Regions from separate parts of the Mus musculus genome. Here all the other regions are linked to region 3. The links are chromatin loops, found by intact Hi-C in ENCODE. Cell type or tissue: heart. All regions are shown on one strand.

Region 1 (8,000 bases), 200 kb before region 3:
AATAGAGTAAGCAAATCACTGCAATAACTGACTATAAAAGAGAGCAATTGCAACAATCGAGTCTAATAAGGATTGCTAGCAGCACATCTGGCTCACTCTGAAACCTCTCAAATAGAATGAGGGCTACTTTATTGCAAGCGTGATGACATTGTGGTGGTAACCTGGTAATCAAGAAGGCTGCTCACTGATTCACAGTAAGATAGCAGGGAGAACATGGGGGCTGCAGTTGAGGGGCTGCTTGTCTGGAGCAGGGTGCTGTAAGATGCAGGGAGACTTCACCTGTCCCTGAATGGTCAACAGTTCAAAATGTGGGAATTGTTCACTTCTGAAAAGAATACATGGAATGCTGATCAGCAGTTTAGAAATTAAACTAGACAAGTGTGTGTGTGTGTGTGTGTGTGTGTGTGTGTGTGTGTGTGTATGTATGTAAAAGATGGTGATTAGAAAGACCACCACTGCATGCCTAGTCCTGAAGAGACTTGATGTGCCAGGTTAGAGGGGGAATACCTGGGAAAGGCATCTGGTCAGAGGAGAAAAGGAGGAGGGCTGGAGGGGAGGATTGTGGAAGGGGGTGAGTGGGAGGGGGGCAGTAAGCAGGATGGAAGGAAGGAAGGAAAGAAAGAAGGAAGAGAGAGAGGGGAGAGAGGGGAAGAAGAAGATGAAGAAGAAGAAGAAAAAGAAGAGGAGAGAGACAGAGAGAGAGATAGAAGGAGAAGGAGAAGGAGGAGAAGGAGGAGAAGAGGGAGAAGGAGGAGAAGAAGAAGAAGAAGAAGAAGAAGAAGAAGAAGAAGAAGAAGAAGAAGAAGAAGAAGAAGAAGAAGAAGAAGAGGGGAGAGGAGGGGAGAGAGGAGGGGGGAGAGAGAGAGGAGAGGGGGAGAGAGAGGAGGGGAGAGAGAGAAGGGGGAGAGAGAGAGGAGGGGGAGAAAGAGAGGAGGAGGGAGAGAGAGAGGAGGGGGAGAGAGAGAGGAGAGAGGGGAGAGAGAGGAGAGAGGGGAGAGAGAGAGAGGAGAGGGAAGAGAGAGAGGAAGGGGAGGAGGAGGGGGGAGGAGGGAGAGGAGGAAGAGAGGGGGCAGGGGGAGAGGGAGGGGGAGAGCGGAAGAGGAGAGGGGAGGGGAGGGAATTGAGGGAGGGTAGGGGAAGAGAGGAGAGGAGAGGAGAGGAGAGGAGAGAGAGAGAGAGAGAGAGAGAGAGAGAGAGAGAGAGAGAGAGAGAGAGAGATCACCAATCATCAGGAGGAGACCAAGAAGTGGGGAGGAGGAAGAATGGGGGGGGGCATGCATCTTGAGAGCAAACATGGAGAAAATACGACGACATGTTTGTGCGGAAATGTCCCCAAGAAACTTACTGTTCTGTACACCAACTAACAACATTAATTGCAAAAAGAGAAAAGCCTAAGCCTCTTTGAGAGGAGATAGAGAATCCACAACCTATAGGAGCCAGGAAGGCTGTGGGCAGCTTGGTGAAGAGAGTTTCTGGTTGTAAAGAAGGCATGGGTGTGCAAAGAGGACAAAAATCAAGGTCTTTAGATGAAGTAGAGGTGAGAACAAGGTGGCAGGGTTGGATGGCAATAGAGGCTGCTGACCATATAGGGCCTCTTGGGAAAGCTAAGACTTAGTTTTCCTTCCAGTGAGGTATGTGTCTTTGAAGGCACAGGGCACAGACCTTGTCAGGTTTTGATTTTATTATGAGAAGACCTTGCTAGCTAATGTAACCTTGCTGGTTACAGCCTAAGGGGAATGGACAGGCAGGGAGACAAGCTGGGACATTTTTCTGATCATCTGGGAGAAGCGTGCTGGCATTTCAGATAAAGTGTTAACAACAGGAAGGTCTCAGGGAAGAATGGAATTAGGAAATATTTTGGAATAGAGTGTCTGTCTCTTCTTACAAAGGTGGACAGAGGAAAAGGTTTCAGGGCAGGGTTCCCTCTTCACTTAAACCAATTTGAATACCAACCCACCTTCCCCGGCTACCCGGATTTTCTTAGTGTATAAGCTATATTGAGAATAAAGATGGCATATCACAGAACTAGGGCTGTTATTGTTGGTGGCATCTCTCAATGAAGGTTCTGGTGGTGGGTGTTAGCTGGGTCAGTCAATGGAAGCCACCGAAAGGCACATTGCAGCTCAAGTTTAAGCCTGTGTCAGTTTCATTTAGAAATATATCACACTGCTCCTAGAGGCCTGCTGCTTCAAAGGCAAGACTTTGAGAGGAAATTCATTGACTGCAGAAGTGGTCCAAATCATTTCCACTCTCCAGGCTCCACATTTCCCCACCATGTGGAATTGGGACCTGAATTCTGTGCCTGTGAAGGGTGCTTTGGCATAATGTCCAGGGCTTCTGGGACTCCCCCTGTCCTTCCTCTGCTCAGACTTTGGTTTCCCCACCATCTTTGCCTAGCCCTTTAGCATCCTAGTTTGGGAGGACCTCTTTCCCCAGAGTGTACTGTAGAGAGTTTCCCATCGTGCACCATGAACAATGAGACTGTCAGCAGATGGTTTCCTGTTGCTTCTTGATTTGGGATTGATTAATTAAAAAAAATATTTACTTTATTTTTTGAGATTACAATATAATTATATCATTTCCCGTCCCCTTTCATTACCTCCAAAGCCTTCCACATACCTTCCTTGTTCTTTTTCAAATTCATGACCTCTTCTTCATTAATTGCTGTTATGTATATTTCCATGTTTCTACCCATAAATATGTAAATCGAACCTGCTCAGTCTGTAGATTGTTACTGGTGTGGGTGTTCTCAGGGCTGGACATTTGCTATTGGCTAACCAGTTGGCGTGTTCTTCCCTGCGGAAGACTATTTCTCCCACTCTGAGCATTCTTAGATGCTTGCAGTACTTTGTGTAAGGTCGAGGTTTCCTGGGCTTTCCCACAAGCGTATTGGCATGCTTCTTGTAGTCCTTCTTCCACTCATGCATCCACCCTGGCAGCCCTGCAAAGATTCCAAACTCACGCATGCTTCCGAATGCGTCCAGCCCATTCTTCAATTGCAGATGTCTTATCACACAGCAGTGTCATGGCGTGTTTGCACAGCAATCTTGCCCGCTAGCCTGCAAACATCCCACAGGCAGCAGATAGGAATTTGAAACTGATCAATGTTTCAAATTCAGGATATAACTGCTTGAGGGAACACTAAATGTAGCCAGGGCCCAGTGAGTGCACATCACGGTTGAGGCAGGTTATCACAGGTCGAAAGGATTTAAGACAGTTCAAACAGGAGGGAGTGGGTTTGGGTTTTCTGGTAGATTTCATGGATGGTGTAGGGAACCGAGGGCTATTATTAGTGGTGGCGTGGGGATGTTAAAAGTAAATAATATCCAGAAGGGCATGCGTGATGACACTTGGATCTTGCTGCCGAGAGTCAATATGCCACTCTTGTGGTAATTAGTTATTAGTTAGAACACTGCCGGAGACTTGATGTTGGTTAGCCCAGGAAAGAGAGAGGACAAGAAGAAATGCCTCAGCATCATTGCCCATATTGTGGATGGTTCTCAGCACCATGTGTATGTGCACACTATGCACATGGGTGTGCACAAGTGCATGCCTGTGAATGGAGGCCAAAGGCAACCTCTCATGTCATCCCCCAGGCACTGTTCTTTACCTTGTTCATTGGACAGTCTCTCAGTGACCTGAGGGCTTTCCAAGTAGGCTATGCTAGCTGGCCATGGAGCTCCAGGGGTCCTCCTGTCTTTATCTCTCCCTATAGCTTCTGAGGGATTGAACTTGGGAGGTCTTCTTGGTCTTAAGGCACTTTCCCAACTGAGCTATTCCCTCAGCCCAAACAATCTGTATCTACATGATCTTTCTTGATTCCATCTCAACCTTGGTAGGTAGGCGTGGTTAACTCCAACATCGAGGAGCAGGAAACAGAGCCAGAAAGGTGAGGCTGCTTGCTGAGAATCACCGAAGTGAGTGGCAGAGTACAAGGCTCCAGCTTGACCCTGGCTCCCAGGGTGCTGCATCTCTGCTCAGTTTCTTCTGGAAGCTTCGGCCAGCAGAGGTCAGAGTAGTTAGAGAAACAAGACAGGGCTCCACGCAGGGCAGGGTGTGGGGGATGGGCAGGCAGTGAGGCAGCAGAGGAGAGTGGGCAGCTCCTGTAGAAAGGGTAGATGATGCATTGTGTTTATGGGCAGCCTGTCTGGAATCTGTCAGCGGTTCAGTCTTCATAACCATGAAAGTTCCCGAGGGTCGCAAGTTTATCATAGCCTTTCTGTGGAATGCTTCTGTAACAGGACATGAAACTGGGGTTTCGTGGAAGGAAATGTTAGAACACATGCCAAATTCAACAGCTTTGGAATTCGGAGCAGCGACGAGGAGTGCAAGTGATGAGCAGTTGGGGCTGGGGATGAGTAACTGTTAGGGAACAGCTCCACTATCAGAGGGAAAGGAAGTGATTCAATGCAGGCTAAGCAGACTACCTAATCAGAAACTTAAGACGTAAGTGAACATGTCAGTTAGCTTAATATCGACAGAGTCAAAGGACTGGTTCGCCCAGAGCCAGGTTTCATAAAAGCCCACAAGTGCTGGCACATTGCTGGAGGCAGTGTGTGTGAGGGGGAATGAGGGGGAGGGGAGGGAGCAGACAAGAAATTCAAGCACAGTGGCACACACAACTAGGATAATGAAGCAGAGATTCAGGGATGCGTGGAAGTCAGAGACAGAGATGGGCGGAGAGCGACAGGACACAGGAGGTGGTGATGCCTGTGGTCACTGTATAGTCACGGTAACTAGAGAACACAGTAAGAACTCTTGAGGGATGACACACTGGCCTCCTCAGCAGGATGGGCTCATGGCTTAAGATGCGGCCCACTCTTACAGCTCTAGGCTTTCGCCTCCTCTCAGTCATTTGTGTTGCTACAGCAGAATTCCATGGTCTAAGTAGTTTGTAAGTGTGTTGGTCATTGTCATGGGTGTTGGGAAGCCCAAGACCAAGGAAACAGCAGATTTGATCCCTGGTAAGGGTTCACTCCCTCCTTCAAAGATGCAATCATGCTGCATCCTCAAAAAAAAAAAAATCAGCCTTATCAGTTATAGAAGGGAATCCTCTCTAAGGGTACTGATCCTATCCACAAGGGTAGAGATTTGGGTGGCCTCTTCATAGTAATGTGTTTAAAATGGCTTTTTTTTCTGTGCTAATTTTCTGAGGGAGGACTCAGGTTACTCCATGATGCAGATTCCTCTGGGTCAAAGGCCACAACAGAGAGACCCTGATGTTTTCTGTTGGCTCCTCATCCTCAGAACCCCCTCCCTTGGACTGAGCTGCCTGCCTGTGCCTGCCTACATCTGAGCAACCTATGAGGAAATCTAGCACTCTGAGCACAGGGCTGTCACTCCCCGAGCACCCCCAGAGTCTGTTTAATGTGGGAGAAAATAAAGGGCAAGGGTTCATTTGCTGATTGCCGCAGTAGACAACCTCCCAATGTGCTTTAAATGATAAAAGTTTGATTTTCATACCATGTCAGGGAACACTTGTTTTTTGTTTTTTGTTTTTTTTTCTGATCAGTAGATTTCTATTATGGACCTCAGAGGCCTGGCCATAAAGTGATTGTTCTCATTGATTTTGATATTAGAAAACACATTAAAGCAGCCGTGCATTGCCTTTTTAACTCATATTCTCTGGTGTGTCTCACTAGCTGACTCTCCACTCCCTCCTCCTCTTACTGCACAGCTTCTTTTTAGGAAAAATTTATTCTCTCTCTCTCTCTCTATCTCTCTCTCTCTCTGTCTCTCTCTCTCTCTGTCTCTCTCTCTCTCTGTCTCTCTCAGAAGATAGTCTATTAATGAATCTGGAGATCACCAATTGGCTAGAGTGGCTGGCTATTGAGCTCCAAGGGTCAACATGTCTCTCCTCCGCCAGGGCTGGGGTTGCAGACATACACACCACAGCCAGCTTTTATGTAGGCTCTGGGGCACTAATGCAGGTCCTCATTTGGTACAGCAGGCGCTCCTCTCACTGAGCCACCTGCATAGCTGTACTGCTTCTAAAACTGTTGGTTGCAACTCCATCCAGAGTCAGGCAACTGAGCTTGGTGGACCGTGACAGATTTTCTAGCAACCCTGCAGACTTGGTTCTGAACACATGCGCACTTTGCCCTGTGCATACCATCACGACGTAGAGCTCCAGTGAACCCTGCCTGTAGCACCTCAGCTCCAAGGCGAGTCTACTGCATGTGATGAGTTACGTTGTCCTTTTTGTGCATCCACAAAAGCTTCCTGCTCTGACAGAAGCAAAGCGACTTAGTTAGAGGAAACAGCCATTCAATAGCTCCCTGCTGTTAGTCTTCAGCTTGTACGTTTCAGATTGGTAATCTGTTATGTTGTATTAGAGTGTTTGACTCTAACAAAAAAAAATCACTGTTAAAGTTGCCGATGAATTTCATAAAAAAAAATCATTCAGTGAATTTGGCTCAGGATTCGGATATAATTTCGGGCGTCTTCTGAAGTGACCGTCAACGTGCTTCTGTTGGGCTGAGCTAGATATTTAGGTGAAATGACCTGCTCAGCATTGACAGTCATAAAGTCAAGATGTCAATCAACACTGAAAAGTGTTGGAGATGCATCCCGCCATGCAGTGTCAAACATTCAGCTGAGATCTAATGATGTATGTAAAAATAAGCAAACCCATCCATCTTGTCAGCACACAAATGTTTTACTGAGAGTAAATATTTGATTTCTATACTTACACAAATACTTGGAGTTTTATAAACATTTTGCAGTCACTCAGTGCAGACGCTACTGTCCCTGTTGCTGCTTATTGTTAACCATGGTCAACCTTACCATATTCTTCTAAATCCCTACTCATGGCAAGTTCTTGGGCTGTGTCTCTGAGTACCAGAGAAAATTTGCCCATAAGAGCTACTCCTTTCACAGAATCATTCCAGAATTCATGTGCCAGGCTGGTGACTTCATACACTATAATGGCCATTTACAGCAGAGGTTCTCAACCTATGGGTCTCAACCCTTTGGGGGTTGCCTAACCCTTTCACAGGGTTCACCTAAGACCATCGGAAAATACAGATATTTACATTATGATTCATAACAGGAGCAAAATTACGATTATGAAGTAGCAATGAGAATAATTTTATGTCACCACAACATGGAGAACTATATAAAAGGCCACAGAATTAGGGAGGTTGAGAGCCACTGCTCTACAGAGAAACTTGTGGCTGAGAACTTCATCCCGAAGCATACAGGTCCTCAGGTTCCAATGTCTTGTCCATGGAAAACACTGGAGCATACACAAATACTTCCTAGCTTTTCATCTTACTAATAATCCTGAGTGGCTGAATGGCAAGCCTGTGTACCAGGGCCTTGGGGAAGGGTTTCTCCAGCATGGAGGGGGCAGTTGGAGGGAGTTTGCTGACAGGGTGGCCCATAGAGTGGACGAGGAGTCAGCAAGGGGGAGGTTTTGAGCCAGGTGCCATGGTCAGGGGAAATCTCTAAGCTGACTTCCTAGCAACCAGGCTGCACCTGTGGCTCCAAGTAACAGCCAGAGTGCGCCTGTGGCTCTGAGTAGCAGCCATTTCTGCTGCTCTGACTCATTATCAACCAGTTGCTTCTTCCCTTACACAAGTTTCACAGAACAAAGACAGACTAAGGATTGTCCAAGTGGTACAGAATAGATGCATGACTTTTCATTACATGTCCAGGGTTACAAGTTCTGACATAATAGAAACCACAAACAGAACAGATTTTCTTCTTCTTCTTATCAGCCCTATAACTCCAATTCAAAGAATCTAGAGAATGCCTCCTCCAAAGCAAACACATATATTATATGACAGCCTGCTTTCAAGCTGGCAGTGGTTGCTGTTTGAAAGCATTCCTGACAAACAGAAAATATCTGAGTCAGTCTTTTTAAGAGTATCAAATACTAATGCCTAACTTCTTTTACTCTATGTCTGCGTGTTTCATCACCTATGCTATAGAGTAGGAAAAGCTTATTTTAGCGAATCTAGCTTACTTACTGAATTTTATCCCTTCAGGAGTGTTCC
Region 2 (8,000 bases), 320 kb before region 3:
AGGTGTGGCCTTGTTCTAGGAAGTGTGTCACTAGGGGTGGGCTTTGAGACTTCAAATGCTCAAGTCAGGCCCAGTGTCTTTCTCTTCTTGCTGTCTGAGGATCCCGATGTAGACCTTTCAGCTACCTCTCCAGCACTTTATCTGCCTGTGTTCCCTTGTCTGCCTGAGTGCTGCCATTCCATGCTTTCCACCAAGAAAATAATGGACTAAACTTCTGAAGCATAAGACAGCCCCAATTAAATGCTTTTCTTTATGCAAATTTCTGAGGTCATGGTGTCTTTTCACAGCAATAGAACACTGACTAAGACATAGAAGTTGCAGGAAAAAATAAATCTTGCACCATTGTCAAAACTCAGACTGTCTGGGGTTCATTCCTAGGTAAGTCAGAATCCTAGGGATTCTAGAGACTAGGCATTTGTATGGCACCATTGTGCTTTCCTACTCTTCTGGAAACTAATAGCCTGTGTCTGTCTGTCATATGGGGGTAGTAGAAATGATTACTTAAGGAGGCTTGCTGTTAGGTTGGGCACCAGTCTTCCCAGTGCCGTCAGGGGTTTATCGTTCTGTGCAACAAATACTTAGGTGATTTTAAGTGGTTGACTCCCTGGTACCTATGGTAGGCTGTGTCCTCTTCCACAGTTTGAAGGACTAGAGACCTTGACCATCTAGATCATTTTCTTTCACTGTAACTGACACAATCACACAGCCCACACCCCGATGTATAACTGAGTAAGCTTGGCAGTTATGGGTTGTATTATAGAATGTGTTTGTATGTTTCGGCTAACTAGGGTGCCTATTACCAATACTTCACATTGTATCCTTACAGGTGAAGTCAACCTAGATCTCAGCTAAAGGAGTAGGTAGCCTCCTCCTCCTCCTCGTCCTCCTCCTCCTCCTCTTCATCCTCCTCCTTTTTCTTCAAGTCTTCTTATATAGCCTAGGCTGACCTGGATTATTTCTGCTTCTTCCTTCCTTCCTTCCTTCCTTCCTTCCTTCCTTCCTTCCTTCCTTCCTTCCTTCCTTTCTTTCTTTCTTTCTTTCTTTCTTTCTTTCTTTCTTTCTTTCTTTCTCTCTTTCTTTTCTCTCTCTCTCTTCCTTCTTCCTTCTTTTTCCTCCTCCTCCTCCTTCTCTTCCTCCTCCATCTCTGAGTTTTTTGTTTCCTTTTTTTAAAATTATTTTTTATTTTTGAGATAGGGTTTCTGTCCTGGAAATCTCTGTAGACCAGGCTGGCCTCCAACCCAGAAATTTGCCTGCCTCTGCCTTTGAGTACTGGGATTAAAGGAAGGTGTACACCATTATCACATTACCACCCGGCTTGCCTCAGCTTCTTGATTGCTGTGTTTGCAGGTTTTCCAGTTCTTAAGATATTGAAGCCATGGTTTGTTCCCTGTCATTCACTCAGCATATGCTTGTTTAGAGTCAAGTGCTTTTTAGGCACCTCCGGTCCAACACATGGCACAGCAAGAGACTGAAAATCAAAGCTGAGAAGAAACAGTGCTGCAGCCAGAAACCTCATTTTTGTGAGTGGAAAGATTCAAGGATAGCTGGTGTCAGTGGTAAAGATTTGGACAAGCTTAGAGGGTCTTCCTACAACTAGGATTGAGGGAGCAGGGGGAGGTAACACAGAGAGGGGAAAAGGGTATCCACAAATCCTAGGCACAGACCTACTTCCCTGGGAAGATGCTAACAGATTATCACAAGTCATCTATTAATGAAAGTGCTACTGGCCAATATGATGGAAGAGTTGCACACTGTTGTCATCTCATACTAGAAGGTCCTAGATGCCCAAGTGCCTCTTGTCTCTGGAATCCTAGCAGTTGGTAGGTAGCCTTAGTGCCTCCCCAGACCCTTATGCACTGGCTATAAAGCTCTCTTCTATCTGTGGTGAAAACACAGCTCTCCATTTAACTGGAAACAAACTCCATTTCTGTGCCACATGTCAAACAGGAACCTTTCCTCCAAATAGCTTATGCACATACAAGAAAACACAAGTACTCAAACTCCCTCTCCCTTAAACGTACACTGCATTGTGCCCTTGTCCCTTTTAGCTATAGGCCTTGGAGATCACAGCCACTGGCTGTGCTTCAGGAACTTGGAATGGGGTTCTATGAAGGCTGCTGTGCTCTTCATATCTTTACCTGGAAATCCTGATGATAGGCAGTTGTAAATTGCCTACTCTCCAGAATTGGGAAATCTTTTAGGGAAACCGGCAACTCACAAGAGCATTATCTGGAAAGTAAATATTTTTCTGAGGCAGGGTCTTATGTAGCTCAGGCTGGCCTTGGACTCCATATTGCAAGAATGACCCCAAATTTCTGAACCTCCTACTTCTACCACCCAAGTGCTTGCATTAAAGGTGGAGGCCACCATCCCTAGTTTATGTGGTACTGGGGATGGAGCCTGGGTCTTCATACAGGCCAAGCAAGCCTTCTACCAACAGAGCTACATCCCTAATCCCTTGGGGTATAACTCTTTATGATTATTTCATAGAAAAATAATATATAGCGTCTTAAAACCTCAGCTCTTTGATCTGTAACCTGGAAATCCCAAAGCAAAGCAAAGCAAAGCAAAGCAAAGCAAAGCAAAGCAAAGCAAAGCAAAGCAAAGCAAAGCAAAGTGGCATGTGAAGACTCAGAGCAATGGAAAGTGGCCTGCACAGCTTTCTGGCATGCTGTGAAGCCTCAGAATGTAAGAGATGCTGGTGTTGAAGTGGAGGAGGGCGGAGACTTTCATGCAGTACTATGACCCATCTCTAGATGGGGACAAGAGTCAAAGAAGAGGCTCTTGGTTTGTCCTGTCCTATTTAAGTTTCAGGTCTCCGGAGACTTCAGAACATGCTGACCAGGTGAAGCAAGGTCACTAAGGTGAAGCAGGCAGGATTCTAGAGCTGGAGGAGTCACTTAGGGTCATTCATCACTGTTGTGGGGATGTGGTAGGCAGAGAGAAACTGAGGGTAGAGGCCAAGGAAGGATTGTGTCTGATGCTGGTAGCAAATGAATAGGTCTCCACCAGTGTGGGGACACTGCCATCCCTTTGGTGCAGGGAATGTCACCCCTCCCACCCTTAGGCCTTACCTTTGAGCCCCACTTACTTGTTGCTGGCAGAGAGGAAAGGAGGCTGTGATGTCACAGAGAACGTTAGTGACCCGGCTTTTGGACTAGACCATAAGGCGGGGAGGAAAGAGGCTATTGTGACCTGCTGACCCTTCCTATCATGATCCATCTTTCTGTGTGTGATGCCAAGCTGTCCACCATTGCTGTCCCTCAGAGCAACAGAAATCCAAGTTCTTCTGTCTGTGTGGAATACTTTGAGGGTGTCAGGCCAGAAGGGGGCGCTACAGCACTACACGAGAAAGCATGGGGCAGGGTCTGTCTCCTAATGTATCTGGCTATTAACCTCAGGGAGATGGACTTTATGCCTCAGCTGTCCTTCTGTAAAATAGGAATAATAGTTATGTGTCCTCCATGTATTTCCAGGATGAAATGACATCAGAGTTGTAAGCACTGGGCAGGTGCCTGGATGCTGTAGTAACAACTCCACAGAAGGGGAGTGGTGGCAATGTGTAAAAACAAGTGACATTTCTTCCCAACCCATCTTCCAGAAAAAGAGGAATTGATTCCTGATGGATTCCTAGAAATTTCCTCACCCTATGGGGTGGGCTTTCAGTTCCCCACTTGGAACATCTTGGTGCTATTTGGGGGAGTCACGTTAGGTGAAACCCCTCTATCAGCATTGTCTTTGGATGCATGTAGAGGTCATGGTATAACAGAAGATGGAAACAAATGGAAGTCAGTGCTGGACTTATGTGCTGGTGGGTGATGGGGGTTAAGCAACTTTAAAAGTACCAGTGGCAAGTAGCACTCACTGCTTCTTCATAGGAGCACTGAAGAGTCTCGGGTCTGGCTGCCAATCATCTTCCCTTGTACTGTTGTTGAAACTTGGACTGTCTGGGGTCCATTCCTAAACAAGTCAGAATCTCAGGGACTCTAGACACTGGGTACCAGTATGGTTTCAAAGCTTTCCTGGTGATTTCTTTGTGTAATCAGGATGTATTAAGTTGGGGCTGGTAAGATGGCTCAGTTGATAAAATGCCTGCTGTGCATGCATGAGGATCTGGGTTCAATTCCTAGGACTTATGCAATATGTTGCTATATGTGTAGGCATGCACAAATATATACATACTATATGCTGAGTCTATTCTTTTTTTGCTGTTTGTGTACATATGGTTTTAGGGCTGACCATCTTGCGTTGGATAAACAGTTAAGGGCTCTTCTCTAGGGGAGGCTAATTCTCCCTCAACAGTCATTTGTTGCCTAGAAAAAAACCCTTAGTATTGGAACTTTTTAACCCAAAGTAAGTCGATTTACTTTGAAAAGAATTCTGGGTGTGGTTGTGCATTTTTTAATCCCAGTACTGGAAGTGAAGAAAGAGCTTGCTGGCTGATTAGTCTAGCCTAATTGGTGTGCTCCAGGCCAGTAGAGACCTTGTCTCAAATGTAATGATAAACTGAATATAATGGCACATGCCTTTAACCCTAGGACTCTGAGAGGCAGGGGAATCTTTGTGTTCAAGGCCAGCCTGGTCTACCTAGTGAGACCCTGACTCAAAAGAGGTAATCAAATGAAAACAAACAGCAACGATAATGATAATGAAAGCTAGGTAGATGCTGTTCCTGAAGATGACGCTGAGGATGCCTGGTGTCCGCTGGACTCTACATGCAAACACTTATACACTAAAAAAGGTGCTGAATTACAATGTGGGAATCACATGATGTACCCACATGATGGCTCTCAACTCTAGGCTGCTTCTGAAATGCTCAAAGAAGCTTTAGAAAATGCCAGTTCTAGCTCCCAGCTCAGAAGATCTCTCTCTCTCTCTCTCTCTCTCTCTCTCTCTCTCTCTCTGTGTGTGTGTGTGTGTGTTGGGAAGGTAGAATCCAGGCACTAGTAGGTTTGAAAAATTTTCAGACAGTATTGAAACCCATTGGCTTACAGAATAGTTTTATATTTTTATTTTATTCTTGTTATTTGATAATGCACATAATGGATTCTTGATCACATCTACCCCTCATTATCATCCTACTCATAAGGACCCCCTTCCCTCTCAGAGTCCCCATCCTGCTTTCATGGCTTTCCCTTCACCTCTTTCTTTTTCGTTTTTGTGACTTACTGAGTTTGATTAAGGCTGTTTCTATGAGCATGGATTGGGGGTTATTTATTAACAAGTGGCTATTGCATTGAAGAAAATGGCTCCTCCATCCTTGGTAGCCGTTCACTGCCAATGGCTGCTCAGGGAGTGCCTCTGGAGCCTCTTCCTCATCCGTGACAGAATGTCAAGGGCCTTGTACAGATAACCACAGTTCCCGTGAGTTTATGAGTGAATGAATGTATCCTGTCCAGCAGACAACATTTTATAGTGCTATATCCACTATCTGAAACTTAACCTTTCCTCCTCTTCCCATGATGTTCCTTCCCCTAGCCTTGGGATGGGTGATACAGATGTCTTATACAGGGTTCAGAACTCAGTCTTCCTGTATTCTGAGCATTTTGATGTAATATGAGCCTCTGCATTAATTATTACACAACAAGAAGTTTCCCTGGCTAAGGTTCAGAGCAACAATAGTCAGTAGGCATCAATATAAATATTCAGAAGGCAGTTTGACAGCACATCTGCTGAGTAAATCAACGGCACTAGGGTCTTCCCTAAGCCTTGTCACTTCCCCAGGCATGGACTTCTGGTTATGTTTAGAGTACTGGGTATGAATTTTCTCAAATCCAGTCACAAAGAAGTTGGTTCTCAAAGTGGACCCATGTTTTCTTCCCAAGTTTCTGCTATCCACTCTCCCAACACCCTCTCCCCTTCTCCACACCTCTTTGCCCTCATTATTGCTTAACCCTCTCCAACCCCTGTATCGCCTCTTGCTACCTTGAACACTTGTCCAAATGGTTTTCAGAGGATCCTTAATTTCCCCGTTGTCATGGAGGCATCCTTTAGATGAACCTTGCATGAACAGCATTAAACATGAGCTTACAACCAGGATTCCCCAAGAGTCAGACTTGAAGATAGCTTACTCTTGGAAATCCCTGTTTGCGGAAATTGTGAACACTGATCTTAAAGAGCTCATGAAGCAGTTGAGTGAGATTGTTTGAGGACACAGAGAGTAAGGAGAGTCACGTTTCCAAATAGTTTCATTCAACATGGAGCTGTAAATGCGGACAGTCTTTGAATCCTTGTAAGCAGGTACTTCATGATTCATGCACTACACTTTATATATTCAAGTTGGTGAAAATACTGATGGGGGGGGGGAAATCCCTTTATGCCTGGGAACTAAGACTTTGCCTTCTGTTTGGGGTGATTTACTGTTCAAGGATGTCTGATAAGGCTGTTTCCCTCTCCTTGGGTCTGGAGTGAGAAGATTAGCCTGAAGTTTCCTGTATTGGTCTGGTTCAGGCAGTGAGCAGTGAAATCTTGAACTAAGTTACTGGGGTTAGGATGAGTCAGGTCTGGGGACAGATCACATGGATAGGAAGTTTATTATCTTAAGTTACTGTTCGACTTTGCCCTTAACCATAAACCCTTCTGATCTTCAGTTTCCTGATGTTTACAGCGGGAATAATTAGTAGAGCTGATTTGAGGGACAAGTTAGACCAGTCCTGGAAGCCTGTAAATAGAGCTCCCGGGAGAGGAGACACACTCAGTGAATGTTGTTGCCATTGCTGCATCAGTATTATTTGATGCTAAGATCAGGGCTAGTTACTTTTCTCATTGCTGTGACCAAGAACTTGAAAAAATAAATTTAGTGAAAGGAAGGTTTATTTTGGTTTATAATGGTTTGACACTCTGACCCACCATGGTGGGGAAGGCATGGGTTATGAGATAGAGGCAGTTGTTCATATGGTATCCACAGTTAAGAAGGAGGGAGGGAGGGAGAAAGAGAGAGAGAGACAGACAGAGAGAGACACACAGAGAGAGAGAGAGAGAGAGAGAGAGAGAGAGAGAGAGAGAGAGAGAGATGCTGGTGCTTAACCCATTTTCTCCTTTTTATGTAGTTCAGGATTTGAACCCATGGATTGGTGCCAATCATATTTTCCATGGATCTTTCCACCTCATTAACTCAGCTTAGAACCATCTTCACAGACTTGCCTAGAGGTTTGTCTCTTAGGTGACTCTAAATCCAGATAAGTTGATAATATTAATCGTCCTGTGAGTGAGGGACAAGGCAGAGCCTGAGCCGACACCTCCATGTCTTTTATATCTGTGGCTGTGAAATCAGAAAATTTGGAAAGAGGAACAAATTTTGGATGAGGATAAGTTCAGGTTTGGAAAAAAAATAAAACAAAGCAACAACAATAACTACAACAAAAGAAAACCTTTATTTTGGTGGGATGGATCAGTGGGAAAAGGCTCCTGCTCCGAGCCTCCCACTCCCGACTCCCGAGCCTCCAAGCCTGGTGACCTGACTTAGATTCTCAGGCTCTACGTGGTGGAAGGAGAGAGCCCATGCCCACAAGTTATCTTCTGACTTCTGTGCGTGCCTTCCCGGACTAATGCAATAATGATAAAACCCCTTGATTTTGTGACAGCATGATGTCGATAGGAACTTGCAAAGCAATGTATAGAGAAGATCCATGGCACCCTCCCCCCCCTCAGCTCTTCCTGTATCCTTCCTGCAAGATCAGAAGCAGGAAAATAACACTGGTATGACCCACAGAGCTTATGTAAATCTCATAGTTAACATGTTCTCGTGTGTGTGTGTGTGTGTGTGTGTGTGTGTGTGTGTGTGCGCGCGTGCTGGCGATATTGGCTTTCAAGTTGATCAAAAGTACAATTCCCTGTGTCACCCATAGAACGTATGTTGAGTTAGGAGGGCCCTCTGTGCTCTCCCTTTGCTCTCTCACACTCACTCTTTCCCTAGGAACCTGCTTTCCATCCTCACATTGTGTCAGTTCATATTTGTGACATGAACGGAAATGGGCTGTGTGCTTGTACAAACTTGAGGT
Region 3 (8,000 bases):
GGCTGCGGGGAGTATAGCCAAGATACTGTTTGTCATTTACTACGGTGCAGCTCTGTATTGTAGGTACAGCGGTGCATTTATTGTAGTTATATGAGACAGTTATCATTTGTGTTTTATAAAAGAAAACGTTTGAAAACCCTAAATCATTAGGGAGCATGACCAAATGTAGATGGCTAGTTCCATTGTAGAACCAGGATTTGAAAGAGACGGATGGTCCATTCACTCATGAGCACTGCTACTTTTCTCAACAGTGATGACTGCCACAAAGACTCAAAGACATAATTCCTGTTTCCAACACACTCACTGTCTGGCAGGCGAGGCAGTTTCCTGACTGCATGGTCAGGGGTCCTACTTTACCCAGACTCTCGTCTTAGCATTGAAAGCATCTGTTATAAGATGCACATCGAGTGACTTAAGTTCCACTGGAATACTCTGTGGATTACTTGGGGGAAGAGAAAACAAAGGATTATGTGGTGTCTAGGGCAAGGAAGAGAGGGATACGATCTCTTTATGGTAAAGATCTCCTTTATAGGCACGCGCCTCTGACTGCGTTCCAAGTTTCTTGCAGCTTCCTAGGTGAGGTTTGGAAAGGCTCATGTAACAGAGAAATTTGCCCAAGAATAATTTCTTGTAAAAGTGATTCCAACCCAGGAGACAGAGACATTCGTCATGTCTGGGGCTGACTGCTTTTTTTTTTCTTTCAGTAAGAAGCACATTTGTGGGAATATGGATTAAATCAGAGGTGTTGGGGTTCATCACTTTGTAGGGGTAGCTCCTGTGTATGTGGTCTCTGGGGACGTGCTCTTTCAGAATTCCTTTGTTCTCCAAAGAAGAGTGCTTACATTTCCCAGTGTCTCAAATCTTCATGCTTGTCTCAGTCCATTGCACTTGGGATGCAGGCTAGAGACTGAAAACCTGGAGAGGAAACATCTTCAACACCTTGGAAGCAAGAGAGAACCAAGTCAGAGGCCTAGAAGGGAGATACCGTAGGGCTGGGGGTGAGGGCAGATTGCAGTTCACCTAGTTACCATTAGTACCTGAGGCCCTTGCCATGTCAAGTCAAGGGCTTGCTGCTGCTATGAGAATCTCTTTCTTGGTATGACTTTGGTCTTTCCAAGTCTTCCTCCCTTAGCCTATTTTGTTTTCTTGTGGAATCCATTATTAGATTCTGTTTCTCTCTATCACTCAGCAAGCAAGTCTACTCTGTTTATGACAGAGGTTGTTTTAAAACAAACATCACATCTCTGTTCTTTATCAATGATCATTTTCTCAAGAGGTAGTTTCTATTCTCTCCACTCTCCTGGAGGCCTACATAGACCTCATTCTAAGGATGGCAGATATAATACCTCATCTGTCAACAGAGTGAAAACTTCTTTTCTACAAGGCTTGATGTGACCTCTGAATTCCAAGTATCCTCCGGGCAGTATAAATTGATTTATTAATGAAGAGTTTGTAATGGGGTGCCTATCCATCTAATGGTAGATGTGGCATTGAGGATTCTTTACCCGTGGCGTGCTGCAGTGGTGGGAGTGGATATTTGAGACATGACAGTGGTGGTCCAGTAGACGTGGAAGGGATTCAGTGCTCCTCTCCATCAAAGCACAGTGATGGACATACTCAAGAATCTGCAGTCTGCTCTGAGGTCTCATCAGTCACATGGAGTGGAAGGCACCTAATGCGCTTCACTCGGGTTTTTGGATTGACACATCTGTCCACACCTGGATCTCCTGCTCATCTGAAAGGCACCCAGTGGAGCATGGTCCTCAGCCTCTTTGAAGTTGGCTCTACTCTCTTTCTGACTCTGAGGCTCTTTTCGTACACTGAGGGCCTCTTCTTCTTCTCCTCTGCTAGCTACTTATTAAGTCCTTAGTGAGAAGAAAATCTACAGAGCAAAGACGATGGCTCTGGGGACAACCAAGGCCTCCTTTGGTCCTTTTGAGCAACTCCTGAGCACACAAGAGAGGGAGGCCATGCTGGAGCTGCCCCCAGCATGCCTGGGAAACTCCCCTCTCCTTTCCTTCATGCTCTTAAGGACCTTCAGCATCAGTGATGCTTTGAGAGGTCAGTGGATGTGCCTTCTCTCCCTCTGATTCTTAAGAAATGTTCCTTCCCTGCTCTGAAACTGGGAGGGTGCTCCTGAGGAACCCTGTGAATACAGAGTCCTGGGAGAAGTACTTTTCCTTTGGTTAGGCGTGTAGTGTACTCTGTCTTTAAAAAACACTGAAATTCATAGTATTTGCCCCTCACCTCAACCCAAGTTTTCTGCTAAGTTCACTGGAGGACAATCTAATTCTCTGGATAAAAGTCTATTTCTACATGCCCTCATAGAGCAATTCTGTGACTGTTTCTCTAAACCACACTCTTCTATTCTCTTTTGTTAAGCTCATGGCAAGGGCAAGCATGATCTGAAATCAGATCCATGATGATTATAGGTGTGGCATCAAGATCACTTTCTGTTTATTTCAGCTGTACAATGATGAACAGGAGTTACGGGATACTGTCAGCACTCTGTTAGGAATCCTGGGCGTTCCTAATATTGATGATTGATGCTGTTACGGTTTGTGCAAGTGGAGCACAAACTCCATTAGTAAGTGGAGCTAATGAGACTGCTGAGCCCTCCTCCCTGGTCTGCTTATGTGTTCAGTGAACAAATAAGTAGTAGCTAGGAAATGCTAGGATGGCTTTGTTCTTGGTGCCGAAGACGAGGTAAAGAAAACATGGTCAGAAACTGATTTCCAGAGACAATACACAGGAATAAGCAAAAGGGTAGAAGTGCATGCTGTAGAAGAAAAGGAGTGTTGGGGATGGTGTGTGTGTGTGTGTGTGTGTGTGTGTGTGTGTGTGTGTGTGTGTGTGTGTGAGAGGGAGAGAGAGAGAGAGAGAGAGAGAGAGAGAGAGAGAGACAGACAGACAGACAGACAGACAGACAGACACAGAGACACAGAGATGGAGAGAGAGGTGGGGGGAGGGTTATGGAGGAAATATCTCAGGGAGATAATGGTGCTGGAATACAACTCAAAGTTAAAATAAGCCATACCTGTGCCAAGGGAAGAACATTTTTTGATTGAGGGTTGGGGCTCAAGATAGAGTCTCTCTATGTAGCCCTGTTTGTTCTAGAACTTACTCTGTAGACCAGGCTAGTATCAAAATCACAGAGATCTGCATGCCTCTGCTTTCCAAGTGCTGGGATTAAAGGTCTGTGCCACCACTGTCTGCCTGGAAAAACCATTTTTGATCAAGGACTTCCAGTGGCCATGCCTCCTGAGTGGCTTAGTGGGAGGCCAGTCCCCCAGAGCATCATAGGACAGAGAGGTAGGCATCTTCAAGGCCACTGTTATGTTGAGTTTTTCTTTGAACCAGAAGACAAGTGTCAGGATTTGAGCCACAGAGCAGCACAATATGATTGAAGAGAACACGTTATAGTGCTTTTGGATGGAGACTGGCTCCAGGAAGCAGGTGCTAAGGTGCTCTTGACTTTATGCCAATTGCTGCTCATGTTAATAAAGATGATGTGCAAGAGCCAATATCTAAACAGGGCTTGATAGAGAGAAAGCCAACAGCACTAGGCATAGTGAGAGCCATGGGGAGAAGTTGGTCCCACATTTCCCCACCTGTCTCCATGCTGGGAATCAAAATGAGTAAAGAGGACTAGAAGTATCACTGGTAAAAGGTTAGAGATAGACCAGGACAATGGGGGATATTACAGGTTGTCTTTATAACCAGCAAGAGGGGATGAGCAAACAGATGGAAACCAGAAATGGGCTTAGGGTACAAAGGAGCCAGTTGCTCAGCAAGTTGTAGAGGAGGCTGTTTATTACCAGGGCCCATGTCAAATCAGAATGGTAGTTGGTCACTGGGACAGAAACACCTCCTTGCTTGCAATGTTCCTGTCCCCACCCTAGGATAAAAAGCAGATAAGGAATTAGGAAAGAATTGATGGCCAATCAGGCTTCTTATAAGTCGCTAGGAAGTATTGGAGACTCCCATGGAGAAGGTTAATGCGAAGGGGAAGAAATTGTTTTCTCAGAGGTATCGGCAAATCACCAGTCTAGTCCTCTTGCCAAGAACCCCAATAACATCAACCATCTCTATTAGGAACACCCGGGGTCATTGCCCTCCTAAGATGGGAGGAGGCTGCCACCTGCTGGTTCTTTTAAGTACCTACCCAAGACATTTGCCTTATCTTTCGATTTGAGGGCGAGAAACCTGTGTGGAGAGTTGTCTCTACAATCACTGCTCATCATCCTCACCCCGCCCCTTGCCATTAAGATAGTCATTCTTAAATTTCATTTTATAAGATATTCAGAAATATTAGGTGGGTATTCCAAAATGACTTGGCAATAGGAGAGCGTGAGATACAAACCAGGCTGTCCACACGACTATCAGCGTTTTACAGAGGGCGCCACAGTACCAGCTTGTGCTGGTTTTGCAGCCTGTGAACTGAGATGAGGGAATAGGTACATGGGAGGTGTTCTGAGCATTCAGAACCGTAGAGTGGGATAAAGGAATATAGCTATCTTTTGTGAGGCTAGGCCAGTGCCTGGCAAACACAGAAGTGGATGCTCACAGTCAGCTATTGGATGAAACACAGGGCCCTCAATGGAGGAGCTAGAGAAAGCACCCAAGGAGCTGAAGGGATCTGCAACCCTATAGGTGGAACAACATTATGAAGTAACCAGTACCCCGGAGCTCGTGTCTCTAGCTGCATATGTAGCTGCATATGTATCCTAGTCGACCATCACTGGAAAGAGAGGCCCCTTGGTCTTGCAAACTTTATATGCCCCAGTACAGGGGAATGCCAAGGCCAAGAAGTGGGAGTGGGTGGGTAGGGGAGTGGGGGTACATGTAGGGTATAGGGTACTTTCGGGATAGTATTTGAAATGTAAATGAAGTAAATACCTAATAAAAAATTGGAAGAAAAACAATGTACGGGCTTTCTCCAAGGTACCCAGGCCAGAGGAGTCTGTAAGCATCATAGACTCTGGCACTTAGGGCCTAAGTGAACTTGGAGGAAGGCATTTCACTGTTGAGAAACTCATCTTTCCAACCTGTCGTGGCAAATGTGGCATGTGTCTATGGGAGCTTCTTAGTTTGGACTCCCCCACTGTACCCTGTGAGTATTTTCTGTGAATTATTAAGCTTTTCTTTCTGGTCCTGGTAGGACTGGGGCAAATCCCAAATGAGCCTCACTTGTCTTCTTTTCTAGAGACTGGATACATCTGTGGGCTTCTTGGGGTGGTAGGAGGACCAGGAAAGAGATGCTGGTACCAGACACCAACACAAAGCCTGCCTGCCAGCACACACTGGCATCCCCAATGCTCCTGAGCTGGAAGGGTATGAATGGGTGAGATACACACCTTTCTAGTGAACAATTACACTTCTTAGAGAGCAAGGCTAACTATGCCAGGCCTGGGAGCAGTGTCTTCAGTAACTCTCAGCCATAGTCTGTGGAGTCACCTTCACCTCTGTCCCTTACCCTCTTCACCCCTGTCATCCAGCACAGGTCTCACCTTGACCTCACTACTAGGCCTCTTACTCAGCACAGTCACCAAGAAAGGGTTCCTTATCTATCCTAGAAGTGAAGATTCTGACACTCAGGACCCTCCTGTCACCCTGTTCCCAGGTGAATGAAGCCTCTTTTCAGCTTCTCACATCCCTCATTGGGCTGCCCTAATAGACACGAACAGCCGAGTTCAGAAAAATAAATCTCAGGTGATTATCATAAGCAGCTTGGAATAGGGGTAAGGTGTGGAGGAGCTCTCTGTGGTCCCAAACCTATGAGCGCTACCTGTAGACCTCACACAACCCCATGTTGAATCTGCACATCCAGCCAGAGCTCAGCTTCCTTCTCATGGACCCCCGAAGCATCCTGTATGCTCTCCTCCATCCTATCTCCAGCCCACTTCCACGCAGCACCACCACATGGTTTGAGGGAAAAGGGTCTGAACGTAATACTCCCCTTCCAGCAATTCTACATTGAAGTCAGGAATCCCTTTTCTGGACCAGCGAGGGCTGTGTGACGGGTCTTGTTGCTCCGTGTAGCCTTATGTGCTCTGTGTCTATGATGGCTCACTTCCATTGTCAGCTTGGCTGGGTTAGGAAATCCATTAGGGATTAATGAGGCGCACCCTTAGATGTGTCTGCTCGGGTGTTTCCAGAGAGGATCAAGGGAAGGAGTGAAAGGTATCCTGACAGTATATAGCTCCACCCTACGGGCTGGAATCCTGCCCTGGATCAAGTCAAAACAAGGAGAGAACAAACTGAAAACCTACCTTCCTGTCTCCTGTGGATGCGCTGTGATCTGTTGATTTCTAGCTACTGTTGCACTCGGTCCCATAGCTTCCCCAGCTACCGTGGAGGACCATGATCCCAATCTATCAGACAAAATAACCCAACCTTTCCTTTTTTTAAAAAAATTTTTTTTTAATTGGGTATTTATTTCATTTACATTTCCAATGCTATCCCAAAAGTCCCCCAATGCTTCCCTACCCACTCCACCACCCACCCACTCCCACTTCTTGGCCCTGGCATTCCCCTGTACTGAGACATATAAAGTTTGCACGACCAATGGGCCTCTCTTTCCACTGATGGCCGACTAGGCCATCTTCTGATTCATATGCAGCTAGAGACACACGCTCGGGGTGGGGGTGGGGGTGGGGTATTGGTTAGTTCATATTATTGTTCCACGTATAGGGTTGCAGATCCCTTCAGCTCCTTGGGTACTTTCTCTAGCTCCTCCATTAGGGGCCCTGTGATCCATCCAATAGCTGACTGTGAGCATCCACTTCTGTGTTTGCCAGGCCCAGGCATAGTCTCAAGAGACAGCCATATCTGGGTACTTTCAGCAAAATCTTGCTAGTGTATGCAATGGTGTCAGCATTTGGAAGCTGATTATGGGATGAATCCCCAGATATGGCAGTCTCTAGATGGTCCATCCTTTTATCACAGTTCCAAACTTTGTCTCTGTAACTCCTTCCATGGGTGTTTTGTTCCCAATTCTAAGAAGGGGCAAAATGTCCACACTTTGGTCTTCGTTCTTCTTGAGTTTCATGCGTTTAGCAAATTGTATCTTATAACTTGAGTATTCTAAGATTCTGGGCTAATATCCACTTATCAGTGAGTACATATAGTACGAGTTCTTTTGTGATTGGGTTACCTCACTCAGGATGATGCCCTCCAGGTCCATCCATTTGCCTAGGAATTTCATAAATTCATTCTTTTTAATAGCTGAGTAGTACTCCATTGTGTAAAGGTACCACATTTTCTGTATCCATTCCTCTGTTGAGGGGCATCTGGGTTCTTTCCAGCTTCTGGCTATTATAAACAAGGCTGATATGAACATAGTGGAGCATGTGTCCTTTTTACCGGTTGGAACATCTTCTGGATGTATGCCCAGGAGAGGTATTGCGGGATCCTCCGGTAGTACTATATCCAATTTTCTGAGGAACCGCCAGACTGATTTCCAGAGTGGTTGTACAAGCTTGCAATCCCACCAACAATGGAGGAGTGTTCCTCTTTCTCCACATCCTTGCCAGCATCTGCTGTCACCTGAATTTTTGATCTTAGCCATTCTGACTAGTGTGAGGTGGAATCTCAGGGTTGTTTTGATTTGCATTTCCCTGATGATTAAGGATGTTGAACATTTTTTTCAGGTGCTTCTCAGCCATTCAGTATTCCTCAGGTGAGAATTCTTTGTTTAGCTCTGAACCCCATTTTTTAATGGGGCTATTTGATTTTCTGGAGTGCACCTTCTTGAGTTCTTTATATATATTGGATATTAGTCCCCTGATTTAGGATAGGTAAAGATCCTTTCCCAATCTGTTGGTGGCCTTTTTGTATTATTGACAGTGTCTTTTGCTTTGCAGAAGCTTTGCAATTTTATGAGGTCCCATTTGTAGATTCTTGGTTGTACAGCACAAGCCATTGCTGTTCTATTGAGGAATTTTTCCCCTGTACCCATATCTTCAAGGTTTTTCCCCACTTTCTCCTCTATAAGTTTC

Evidence for each region. A loop is a pair of places that touch in the nucleus more often than their neighbours do. Peaks named below come from ENCODE experiments on the same cell type or tissue, not always from the same donor. Only the 100,000 strongest peaks of a DNase experiment are listed, where the experiment ranks them.
Region 1: a loop joins it to region 3, with 4 times the contacts of the local background. A loop is called at or near these places in 5 of 42 quality-filtered maps.
Region 2: it touches region 3 in a loop (4-fold over the local background); 15 of 42 quality-filtered maps call a loop at or near these places.

The regions. Positions count from the first base shown.
Region 1 is chr4:63,748,750-63,756,749 of GRCm38, forward strand. The region is part of intron 3 of Gm42294 (a long non-coding RNA gene); the gene reads left to right. Among named protein-coding and RNA genes, the nearest start is that of Tnfsf15, 7.7 kb to the left of the region's middle. In heart, a CTCF peak has its summit at 3,997 (motif pointing right); no DNase peak of the experiment used is centred here; H3K27ac peaks cover 417 bases; H3K27me3 peaks cover 1,889 bases.
Region 2 is chr4:63,619,315-63,627,314 of GRCm38, forward strand. It overlaps Tex48 (testis expressed 48), which reads right to left and starts at 3,119. Exons shown (of 5, transcript NM_029324.3): 1 at 3,092-3,119. In heart, a CTCF peak has its summit at 3,336 (motif pointing right); no DNase peak of the experiment used is centred here.
Region 3 is chr4:63,944,107-63,952,106 of GRCm38, forward strand. No RefSeq gene overlaps it. Among named protein-coding and RNA genes, the nearest start is that of 8030451A03Rik, 37 kb to the right of the region's middle. In heart, a CTCF peak has its summit at 4,147 (motif pointing left); a DNase peak (open chromatin) is centred at 4,155; H3K27me3 peaks cover 2,650 bases.